Regions from separate parts of the Mus musculus genome. Here region 2 is linked to region 1. The links are chromatin contacts, found by POLR2A ChIA-PET in ENCODE. All regions are on one chromosome and are shown on one strand. Each heading gives the region's core, a stretch centred on a gene start or an enhancer-like site at or near the end of the contact. The rest is flanking DNA. Distances are from core to core; before and after follow the strand shown. Region 1 overlaps Tsc22d1 (TSC22 domain family, member 1). Region 2 holds the start of Lacc1 (laccase domain containing 1).

Region 1 (5,235 bases), core at 2,037-4,536:
GGCTTTACTGGGAACCCTGAGATTTTACTGGGGAGCTGGAAGGGAGGGTGTCCCCCTCCACTGAGGGCAGCTGGAGAAGGGGTCCCTAGACCCCACCAGACCCTCTCCAGTGGTGCTGCGGCCGCACAAAGGAGGGGAATGGGAGAAAAGTTTTGTCTTTCTCGGCCTGCGCCTGGATTTCTCCGATTTTTTATTTCCGCCTTGGTCGTTCTTTGTTATTGGAGCAGCGCCTGTGGCTCTTCTCACGGGATTCTCTGCCCACTGTTGCTAGGCAAACTCTGAACCTTTAATTCAGAGCTATAAATAACTCGGGCTCCCATTGGCTACGACGTCTGCCCAGGTTTCTGTGATGTCAGCTTAATCAAGGGGGGGCTGGGGGGAGTAGAGGTGGAGGGAAGAAAATGCGGCAACACGCTCTGTAGGAACTGGCTGCAGCCGGTGCCAAGGGAGGGAGGAGATGGGAGGGGACGCTCCCTGCGCCGGGAGGGCCTGGGGGCGGGGAAGCGGCCACTGGGCCTCGGGCCTGGAGGAGAGCGAACACAGGGCCTGAGCCCCTGTGTGGTGCGGTTTGCCATCTTGAATTGGAAACTGGACTGTAGACGTCATTAATGTCTGCAGAGAAAGTCTGGAGACTTTTGGAAAGCTTGATCACGTATACATTAAACTTGAGTATTGCGCGGTTGTGATTATGCGCAGATTTCCACAAGTGTGCTTTAAATGCTCTTTGGAGATAGAATAAATAATTGGTTAGGGAGAGTCCAGGACCTAGTAAGCTAAAGCCTTTCTTTGCCTCCTGTTTTCAGGATCTGGTGAAAAGCCATTTGATGTATGCGGTGAGGGAGGAAGTGGAAGTTCTGAAGGAGCAGATCAAAGAACTAATAGAGAAAAACTCCCAGCTGGAGCAGGAGAACAATCTGCTGAAGACGCTGGCCAGTCCGGAGCAGCTCGCCCAGTTTCAGGCCCAGCTGCAGACTGGCTCCCCTCCGGCCACCACGCAGCCACAGGGGACCACACAGCCCCCTGCACAGCCAGCATCCCAGGGCTCAGGATCAACCGCATAGCCTCCTAGGCCCCAACAGAACTGGCTGCTGCTGCTGCTGTCTGAACTGAACAGACCGAAGAGATGTGCTAGAGAGAAGCCGCCTCCACAGTCACCCATTTCATTGCTGTCTACGAAAGAGACGTGAGACTCACACGCTGTTCTCGCTTTCTCCCCAGTATTAAGCACTCATAAGCTTTTGGCTTGAAGAAATGTACTAGTTGAGTGAATTAAAGGTTAATCAGAGAGTGAGCAGGGATGTGCCCTGTGCAACGTGGCAGATGTCTGAGGAATGGTTTAATTGACCCCGAGGAGCTCTGTGCCTTTTCAACCCTCCCCAGCCGCCCACCCTGCTTCTGAGAGCTCGGGCGGCTCGCCTTCGTGGGGCTCGCCTGCGTGGGGTTCGGAAAGTGGGCTGCTCCTGGATTCTGCGCTCTCTTCTCCTTCCCTTCAAAGAACTCGGAGAGGCCAGAAACAAGACTGCAATGGGGGGCGGGGGGAGGGATGATGCAGTCCTTATACAAAACCGACAACTGTCACCAAAGCTTATAAAACACGATAGTACTGTCCCTCTTTTCTGAACCATCAGAAGACACAAAACTGTTAGTGACACAACGGTGACAGGTAGCTGGGACCTAGGCTATCTTATTATGAAGGTTGTTTTGCTTGTTGTATATTTGTGTATGTAGTGTAACGAATTTGTACCATAGAGGACTGTCCGTAACTACTGTTTAGCTTCTACACATTGAAATGTAGATGTTTCATTGGCTGTCTGAAAAGGTGTGGCTTGTCCTTCCTAGAGAGATCTACTTAAAAACTGCTTTGTGACAAAAACCACACCTGAAGAAATTTTAAGAATTTGGCCCAGTTAGTCACTCTGTGTAATCCCGGAATCTAGCTGCTGAAGTCTTGCGAAGTAAACTCCCCGTGACCGATGTCAGTTAAGCTGGTGATACCTGGAGAAGTGGTCAGTTGCTAAGGAAGTGGATTTCCCAGTAGGGGTTTCTGCACCTCACCTGTATAGTCGTTCTGCGCATGTCCCCCACACAGTCCCCACTGTATTTACCTGTTCTACTTGTCACCTTTCAATAAAGCATATCAAATGTTGATACACACGTGTTTCTATATGACGCCATTAATACATTCATTTCCACAGCTGCTCTTCATGAAGTCAACAGCAGTTTGCCTAGTAAAGTCTCAGGGCGCTGACACCAGTGCTTTGACTCCAGAAGAGAGGAGACATTGTTTTGATTGGGGGGGGGGGGGGAATGCAGGCAGAAGGGCTCATTCTCTTGTGACTAAGTCACTTCACCCCTCTGGACTGATAAGAGAATCTTCACTTCTCCAATTTAAAATTTGAGGGTTTATGTAGAGCTTATTTATTCGTAGTTGCTGAACTGAGAGGGAACAAGCCTGGTTGGTGTGTGAAGGTTAAAGGAAGAGGGACAGGTTCGTTTCCACGTTGACAGCTCTGCTGCCAGAATGAGTTTCTGGCCCCTGGGAGAGTAGTTGTGTTTGTAGACACTCTTCTGGGGGTTGAAAGGATGTACTGGGCTTGAGCTAGGTAGGACCTGGGACATCTCTCCCTTCTGGGTGATGTGTAAACACAGTGGAGCCTAAGGAGGAGGAAGGGCCTTAGCAGGACAGGCTTGGCTCTCTGCCCCAGGACCTCGGCAATAGCTCTTGGATGTGGTGCGAGTTGGGTCCATCCTGTGCATCCTCTGAGGGTTACCTAAGTCCTCACTGTAAGCCGATGGCAGTTGCCATAATGATAACTGGAGGGCAGCAAGAACTTGACAGTGTCTCATACTTAGAGCTACATAACTGATCTAACGGGAAGCTTCGATGGTGATTCTCTGAAGAAAACTAGACAGTAGCCATTTCATCTCACATTTTTTCATGTAGCTGTGGAGAATTTAAAGTCTCCACCCTTGATGAACTAAATAGACATTATTTCGACTAATAGAAAATCTCACAAGATTGCGGTGTCTTGATATGTGAAATAGTAATGAATCATTAACATGAAAAGATATATTTTTATGGCCTTTCCTCGCCTTTGTAAATTCAGAAGTTTTACTGACTGCTATTTAAACATATCTAAGTTGATTTCTAAGCACATCTTATTGCTAACTCACAAACCTAACTAGGCATCCTTGGCCCGTGGGTCACTATGGAGTTGATAGAGTCACACTTCACCTGCCATGGAGCAGGAGTGACTTCTAAAGCCGAAGGAGATCTAGTGTGAGCCCTGGGTGTTCGTGACGTCACTGCAGGACAGACCCAGGCACAGTGCCGGAGAGACGACGGTACCATGTGATTCTAAGAATGCCTGCTCTCTGCTTCAAATTAACAATGTTCAGAATTCAGGAGCTGTGCTTTTGGTTTTCGCATAGTTTAAAAGTAAAAATAATTGTGATGAATACAGCGTGCCAGAAATCAGGTTTATATATTTGCTCAGGAAACGTATAAAAGTTAATTATAACCATAATTAGGAATGAAAATGAATTTCAATGCAGGCACTACTGTCCCTCCGGCTGAGTGAAATACAAGATGAAGCCTTGTGCAGTGACAGCCTTTAGCTGTCCATTTCCCATCCATTCAGACAGTAATCACAGCAGTAAGATCAGACACAAGCCGAAAATGAAATTTCCTCCCAGATAAAATCGTTTGAAAATACTGCCTACCAACAGGACTGGGGAGCAGATTGTGCCATGAGGTTCCTGCTCTGCTGTGTGGGAGAAAGACACTCGCCGACCGCACCTGAGGTGCTGTGGAAACCGGCTATTTGATATTTGGAGGGAACAGAAATCCACAGACCCACCTCCCCATCCATGAAATCACTGGGTGAGAGCTTTCAAGACCCAGAACTTGGCTAAACTTCAGCTCAAATTAGAAAAGCCCTTCTCATGGAGACTGAGCACCGAGTCTTAGAATGCTGGGTTAGTTTCTTCAGAGAATATCAACGAGTATCTTCAACCTGCCCAAGATCCATCTCTGCCAATCGTGTGTGTGTGTGTGTGTGTGTGTGTGTGTGTGTGTGTGTGTGTGTGAACCCCAGGCTGAGGGCAGACATCTTTAAGAGCGCTAGTTAATGACTGTGGAGATACATGCCTGTAGATCCAGCTGAAGCAAGATCTTGAGTTCAAGGCCATCCAGTGCTATATAACAAGACATTTCTCGAAATTAACAAACAAACAAACAAAAAGTATTGCTAAATGAGAAGCCATGTCTCTTGATAGGATGGCCCTACCCCCACCTTCTCCAGTCAACCCAGGGACCAAGATTGTGACTGTGGATGTGTGTGCTACAAGACTGTGTAGTTCTCAAAACCAATTCTCTGAGTTTCCAGGGACAACATACATTGCAATGAAGATGGTCTCCGTTGCTTTCTAAGTGCTCCGTGTCTTTCCTTAAGCAGGACTGCCGTGACGACCTGTTGTGACAAACGACCACACTGGTTGGCTGGGGTCTTCCCAGAAGGTAGAACTCAGTTCTAAACACTGTACCACTGCCCAGTGCAAACTGGGACGTGATGGTTGTCTTAGATCCATTGTTGTCTTCTTCCCTGTCCCTGCCTCTGCCTTGGAGTTAGGTATCACTTTGAGACTTGGGTTTCCTTCCTGGTGAGTGAGTGCTGAAGGATTTGAATTCTGCCAAATTGACCCAAAATGATCCTCTGGGTTTCCACCCATCTGCAAATGAAGACCTAGTGTCCATGGAGGTGAGGCACTTGCTGTCCTTTATGAGGGAATGATCAAAGCAGAAGGCCTTCCCCTGCTGCCCTGAGTGAGGAAGCACAGCCCTAGGAGCAAGCATGGGTCACCACGGAGCATTTTAGCATCTTCTGCCTGGGATGCGAAGGAGGAAATGAGTATCCCAAGGTCCGTGGCTTCTGACAAACACTTTAAACTATGCAGTGGGTGAGCCATCGGGGGTGGTGGTGGAACTGTCGGGAGTCGGAGATCCATACTACAAAGTGGCAAACCATTCGGTAGAACTCTGGTCTGTGGTGATGGAGACCGCCAGCCAGGCGCTTTGAAAACATGCACCTCTGAGAGGCCTTTCATTGGTTAAAAGTAGACCACTCTTTTACACCTCCTGTTTCGGAGAAGATAGAGCAGGGTGCTGCTGCTCTGTAAATAGAAAGAAGAGAGAATAAATAGTGCAAGAAACTTGGGGCTGTCCAGTGTTGGACC
Region 2 (5,235 bases), core at 1,890-4,389, 530 kb after region 1:
ACAAATATAACAACATCTGCAGATGTGGTTCCTAGGGAAGTAGACTCAGAAGTCCTGACCATCCCCCATCAGAGATATGCACATCTTCGCTCTGAGTACTTCTCCCAAAAGGCAAGTTTCACTTTCTTTGCAGAAATGTGAAAGTACCAAGTGAGTGATTTCCCCCCTTTTATTAGACTCACTTCTATCTAGAGTTCTTATTTAACAGATTTCTCCTCTCTTAGGCCCTAGTCCTCCTGCTTGTCACTTAAGAAGTGAGGCTCCAAACTTTTCCCTGATCACTCAGGGACCTTCTATATTGAAAGGGTCTGAGTGGTCTTATACTCTCTCAAAAGTTAACCATACTTCTAGAATTGAGGCGGTCTAGATGAAACACAAACACACATGAATGAGCACACACATATAGAGAAAAAGTAATTTCAGCATCATCGTAAATGTTAGACGAAGCACCAGAAACAAAAGTTAAATAGCTTAAGGGTTATATAAATATACTGAGAACAAGACCAAAATAGATAACAAAAATCTACCTTTATTCGGTAAAATTTCTCTGCGTTAAATCCGGCAGCATTTGCCAACCTGCGAACATTTTCTTGAACAACCACTTTGGGATCTCTCCTTTTGGAACTACTGAAAAGATTGAGGGAGCTGAGAGTGGGTACGGAAGATATGCCCCCTGTCCGTGTGGTAAATCCATGCAGGAAGTTGTCTATTGAGGATAAGTGGGAGCAAGTCAAAGGATGTTCTACAAAAGGCTAAACAGCATACAAAAGACAGCCTCTCCATCAGGCCTCCCTGGTCACCCCAGCCTGCAATAATTGATCTTGTTTCTAACTCTGGCTGCTCTTTGTACCTCCGTGTGATGTCACACAGTACTGTGTGTTTTACCTCCCCGTGGGACTGCTGCTCTCTTCCCAGGGTACTTTCATTTCATCTGGTAGAAGTAACATACAGCTCACAATTAATCCTACTTATCCAAGGAGGATTATTTGAAAGTTTACTCTTCTATTAAAATGCCCAGAGAGTTGGGGTTTCAGCATGTCTACGTAAAAGATTTTCCAGGTCAGAAAAAAAGAACTTTTTTAGGAGTGTTGGGAGATTTGCCTTAGAGCTGAATTTGCATAGTGCAGATTTGTTTTTTAGGAACAGCTCTGATGAAGTCATCCTTTGAAGCCGCTGACCCACAGGTCCTAAACTCCCCATGTTGCGAAACATGAACAGTTCACAAGAGTCAACAGAGAGAAAAGAAAGGGAAGTGAGGAACTTCTGAAGAAAGTCTGGGTTTTCAGTGCAATACAGAGGACAGTGTGGAAGGTACCTGGGATCAGAGGAGATGTGACAATAGTTAGGTCCCCTTTCAGCGCTGGCAGGCTTCTCAAGTATGTTTCTATTTCATGCTGGATGTCTTCTAGTTCTTGAGTTGTGGTCACGTTTATTCCAGTGGATGGTTTCAAAAGGCTATCCCTCCAAGCTCCCTGTAGATCTTCAAACTCAAACTCATACACCTCGGTGAAGAGTTGACCAACGTAAGCCTTCATTAACAGTTTCCTGTGCTCGGGGACAATCACCTTAATGCAGCTCAGATTTTCTTCATCAATTTTTTGTTTAATTGTATACAAAGAGGCAGCCAGGCAGGGATGGCTAACAGTCTCGAATTTTCCCGCGAGACGTGAAAAGCCATTTCCTGCTTCCAATTCACAGAGGCCATACTCCCCATCCTTTTCCTTGCTGGCATTTCTGCAACATATTATGCAAAGGAACTTGGCCTTGGGAGCGTGGTGGTAGTGAATACCATCCAGTGTCTCCAGTAAGGTCTCATGGCAGTTTTTCTGTGCATTCAATTGTAAACCAGAGAGATCAATCAAGACTGCTTCTGCCATTCTTCAATCAGGCAGTCTTTTTTGCCCCAAAGACTTTTTATGCCATAGCAGCTGTAAAGAAAAGTGATCACAAATAACAATAAATTCGATCTTCTTATAGATACAACCGAAATTTGTGGTGAACAAAAATAAATAAATAAATATAAAAATAAAAATAGGAAGTAAATTGCATCAATACAAAAAGTAACCAAAATAAATGTAGTGTGCAGAGCAGAAAAGCCAGTGCACCATTCATCCTGACAATTAAGGGCAGAGCCATCTTTTATTTTGTGAACAGCTGGGTACATTTTTATAGAATAGAAATTATGCTTTGTTTTCCTTATAGCAGATTTTAAGTACAAAATTACTTGTTGTCTGAGATCAAGTCTTTTTAATTATAGGATGTAAATCTGTTATGTCATTATCCCCATCATGTCTATAAGATTAGATCACATCTCATGAAATACTGAGGTCTCACCTTTAGGATATTAAGTTGAGCAGTATCAGCAGCCAATCTTCTTTGGGGTTGCGGTTGGGACAGGGATTCGAGGCAGAGCTTCTCTGTCTAACAGCCCCAGCAGTCCTGGAACTAGCTATGTAGACCAGGCTGGCTTCGACCTCAGACACCTGCTTGCCTCTGCCTCTGCCTCCCAAGTGCTGGGATTAAAGGTGTATGTCACCAGAAAGAAAGAAAGAGAGAGAGAGAGAGAGAGAGAGAGAGAGAGAGAGAGAGAGAGAGAAGAGTAAAGGTGTCTGTCACCATAAGCAAGCAAACAAACAAACACACTCATTTTTTAAAGGTAAAAGCTAGCCCACAGGCTGGGCTTTCCCCCCAGGTTTACACAGTCCTCCGCACTTGGGATAATCCCAAAAGCCACTGCAACTTGGATCAGGGTCGATTTCTGACCACTTGCAGATTCTCTGAACTCCCTGTCCAGGCTGGAGCTCCCCTCTGCCGACCCTGTGACCCCCAATTCTGACACCTACCATTGCTGAGCCTTCACCCCGACGCCCACCCCAACCTCCGCCCGCCCCGTAGGGCACTGGCGCCTTCATTCATTCTTTCCGCCAGCCGTGCAGGCGACCTCGGAGGAGCCTGGACTGCACGGTGTGCGTCCGTCCGTCCCGTCGCCGCGCCGACCTCCCCTCCGCCCGGGACTCACCGCAGGGCTGCTTCCCGCGCTCTCCTCGGCGGCCGCGAGCTGGGGCGTGAGCTGCAGGCTCGGCGCTCGAACCCCAGTGGCTCCCAAAGTCACCGGCCGGCCGGTCCGCCCGCCTCACCGCGTCCCCGGGCCTCCCGGCGGCCTCGGGCTCCCGCGGGCGTGCGCCCGGGTTTGGGTGTTCCCGCCACGGCCGCGAGGTGGCGCCCTGGAGACGCAAGGCCGAGCCCCTTGCGGGGGATTCCCGCGCCGCTCAGCAGTTCCGGGTCAGCGCCCGCAGTCACCGTGGAGGCCGCCTGAGGCCCGGGCGCTGAGGCGCGGGGGCCCGGAGAGCCGCGGGCGAGCGCGTCCCGTGAGGCGCCCGGAAGGGAAGGGAAGAAGCGTCCCCTCTCCCCGCGGGCCGTGGCGACTCCAGAAGGATCTGCTGACCCAGCAGTGTGGCCAGCTTGTCACTTAGCGCCCTCCAATCCGGGCTCAAGTAAGGGGACTCTGGTGACTTTTGTGGGGGAGTGGCTTTTTTTTTTCTTTTTTCTTTTCACTTTTTGTTTAGTTTTTAAGTTTCTAGTTAGTTTTCATTTTTTCCCCCTTTCGGCTGATTCTGTACTTTCATTTGGGACCAACATCCTTGACTGTTCACTTGTGTTGGCAACGTCGATTTCTCTTACCCCCCCCCCCAAGTGTGTCCCCTCACAGGACGGAATGCATTCATTCTTACAGTAGCAATAAGATAAAAATTAAGGCTCCTTTGTCCCCCAAGGGTTTAATGTTATTTATTTAAAAACAACAATTTGAAAATCAAGTACTGTTGTAAATGGAAAAATACCCACTCTTCAAAATATATGAGAAGGTAAGAGAAAGCGCATTTTCTGAGGACTGGCAATGGAGGAAGGAGAGGGCCTTCATTTTCCTTGGTCTTCCTCCAAGTGCTCAAGTGTTTCCTGAATGAGAAGACTCTAGGGGATCCGGGAGTCTAGAAGTCTTGTTAAGTGTGCACCCATCTCAACTTGACTAGCGGCCAAGGTAACCAGCCCACATAGAACCTACTCCAGGCCGTGTGATCACTTTCAGAGGGCACACATTGAATGCTCGCTGGACACTTCCAGGAACCCTGAGGGATAGATAACACAGATCTGATCAGACATGCATGCCTTGGCATAAACTTGCTGTCTGTTAAGGAAAATGGATTTTTTTTTTTAAAAGCAAGTTTAGAAGCTTTTTTTCTTGTTTTCATGTCCAAGGATGAGAGCTCAGGATTCATTCATGCAACAGCACTGGCAGTAACAAAACTTTCAAAATAGCTAAGTTGTTAGGGAAGTTGTGATAATGTATTTACATACCATTTCCTTCAGCATCTGGTCTGTCTGGGCTGCATTTCTTAACACTCTCTCCCCTTTCCCAGGCTACTACAGAGCCTCTCAATCCTGGTTGCACATGGGAACAAGTAGAACTTAATAGTAGAGTAGGTACCCCACACCCCGGCTGCAGATTGACTCAGAGTCTATGGGAGTCAGGCCTGGGCTTGTTTTGTTCTGCTTTTTTATTTTTATCTCGCAGATGATTCACATGCATAATTCATTTTGGAAGACAAACAACAAACTCCTTCTCAAGCCATGCAAGTAAAGGCTGTTCTATCGTAGGCCATCGACAATTCTTTACATTTGCTGCTTGTTGTCCTTTGAACACGTTTCTTTTGTGAGCTGACCTGCTCTCGGTTGCTCAATACCCTTCAAGCTTAAACATAACCTTCCTGGAGGCCTGGTTGCCTCACTTCGCAGAATAGCTTCCTTGGGATTTTCATGCACGAGGAGCCCTCTGATAGACACAGTCTGAGCTCAGGGCCAAACAGTACACTGCAAAGTTTGGCTAGACCCTGAATCACACATTTTATAGGAATGAAAGTTCTTACAGGTTATGGAGGTTTGGTCTATGTAAAGCTTTTAAAAAGAAGACAAAACTAAGCCAGAATGTTGTCAACAAATGTAGCATAGTATCGTGAACTTATTTTAATCTAGCTGATGCTCATGTGTCAATCAACTGAAAAATTCCAGAGCCTTTTTGTACATGATCAACTTATTTTCCTGTATTGCATCTCTTGCGTAAAGCACACACCTATGTCTAAACATAAAAGAGTCCCCAATATTCTGTTTCTTGAAGAGGAAAATAGTTTAAAGGCACCTTTGAAGCCATCAGAATGCATGCTTACTCTTTAGAATCTTTGA

Evidence for each region. ChIA-PET counts read pairs that join two places held with the same protein, here RNA polymerase II (POLR2A).
Region 2: POLR2A ChIA-PET joins it to region 1 with 62 read pairs in Patski. The contact joins the promoter of Lacc1 here to the enhancer-like site in region 1. POLR2A ChIA-PET finds 5 or more read pairs at or near these places in 3 of 5 experiments (Patski and embryonic stem cell).

Annotation. Positions count from the first base shown.
Region 1 is chr14:76,505,614-76,510,848 of GRCm38, forward strand. It overlaps Tsc22d1 (TSC22 domain family, member 1), which reads left to right. Exons shown (of 3, transcript NM_207652.3): 3 at 804-2,152. The coding sequence ends at 1,061. Among named protein-coding and RNA genes, the nearest start is that of 4930444M15Rik, 13 kb to the right of the region's middle. Within about 2 kb of position 3,287, at least 2 of the 3 ENCODE cell types and tissues checked have a DNase peak (open chromatin) inside an H3K27ac peak, as active enhancers do.
Region 2 is chr14:77,033,478-77,038,712 of GRCm38, forward strand. Lacc1 (laccase domain containing 1) reads right to left here and starts at 3,140. Exons shown (of 8, transcript NM_172488.2): 1 at 3,020-3,140; 2 at 2,335-2,513; 3 at 1,316-1,928; 4 at 528-706. The coding sequence starts at 1,877. It overlaps Ccdc122 (coiled-coil domain containing 122), which reads left to right and starts at 3,295. Exons shown (of 6, transcript NM_175369.4): 1 at 3,295-3,494.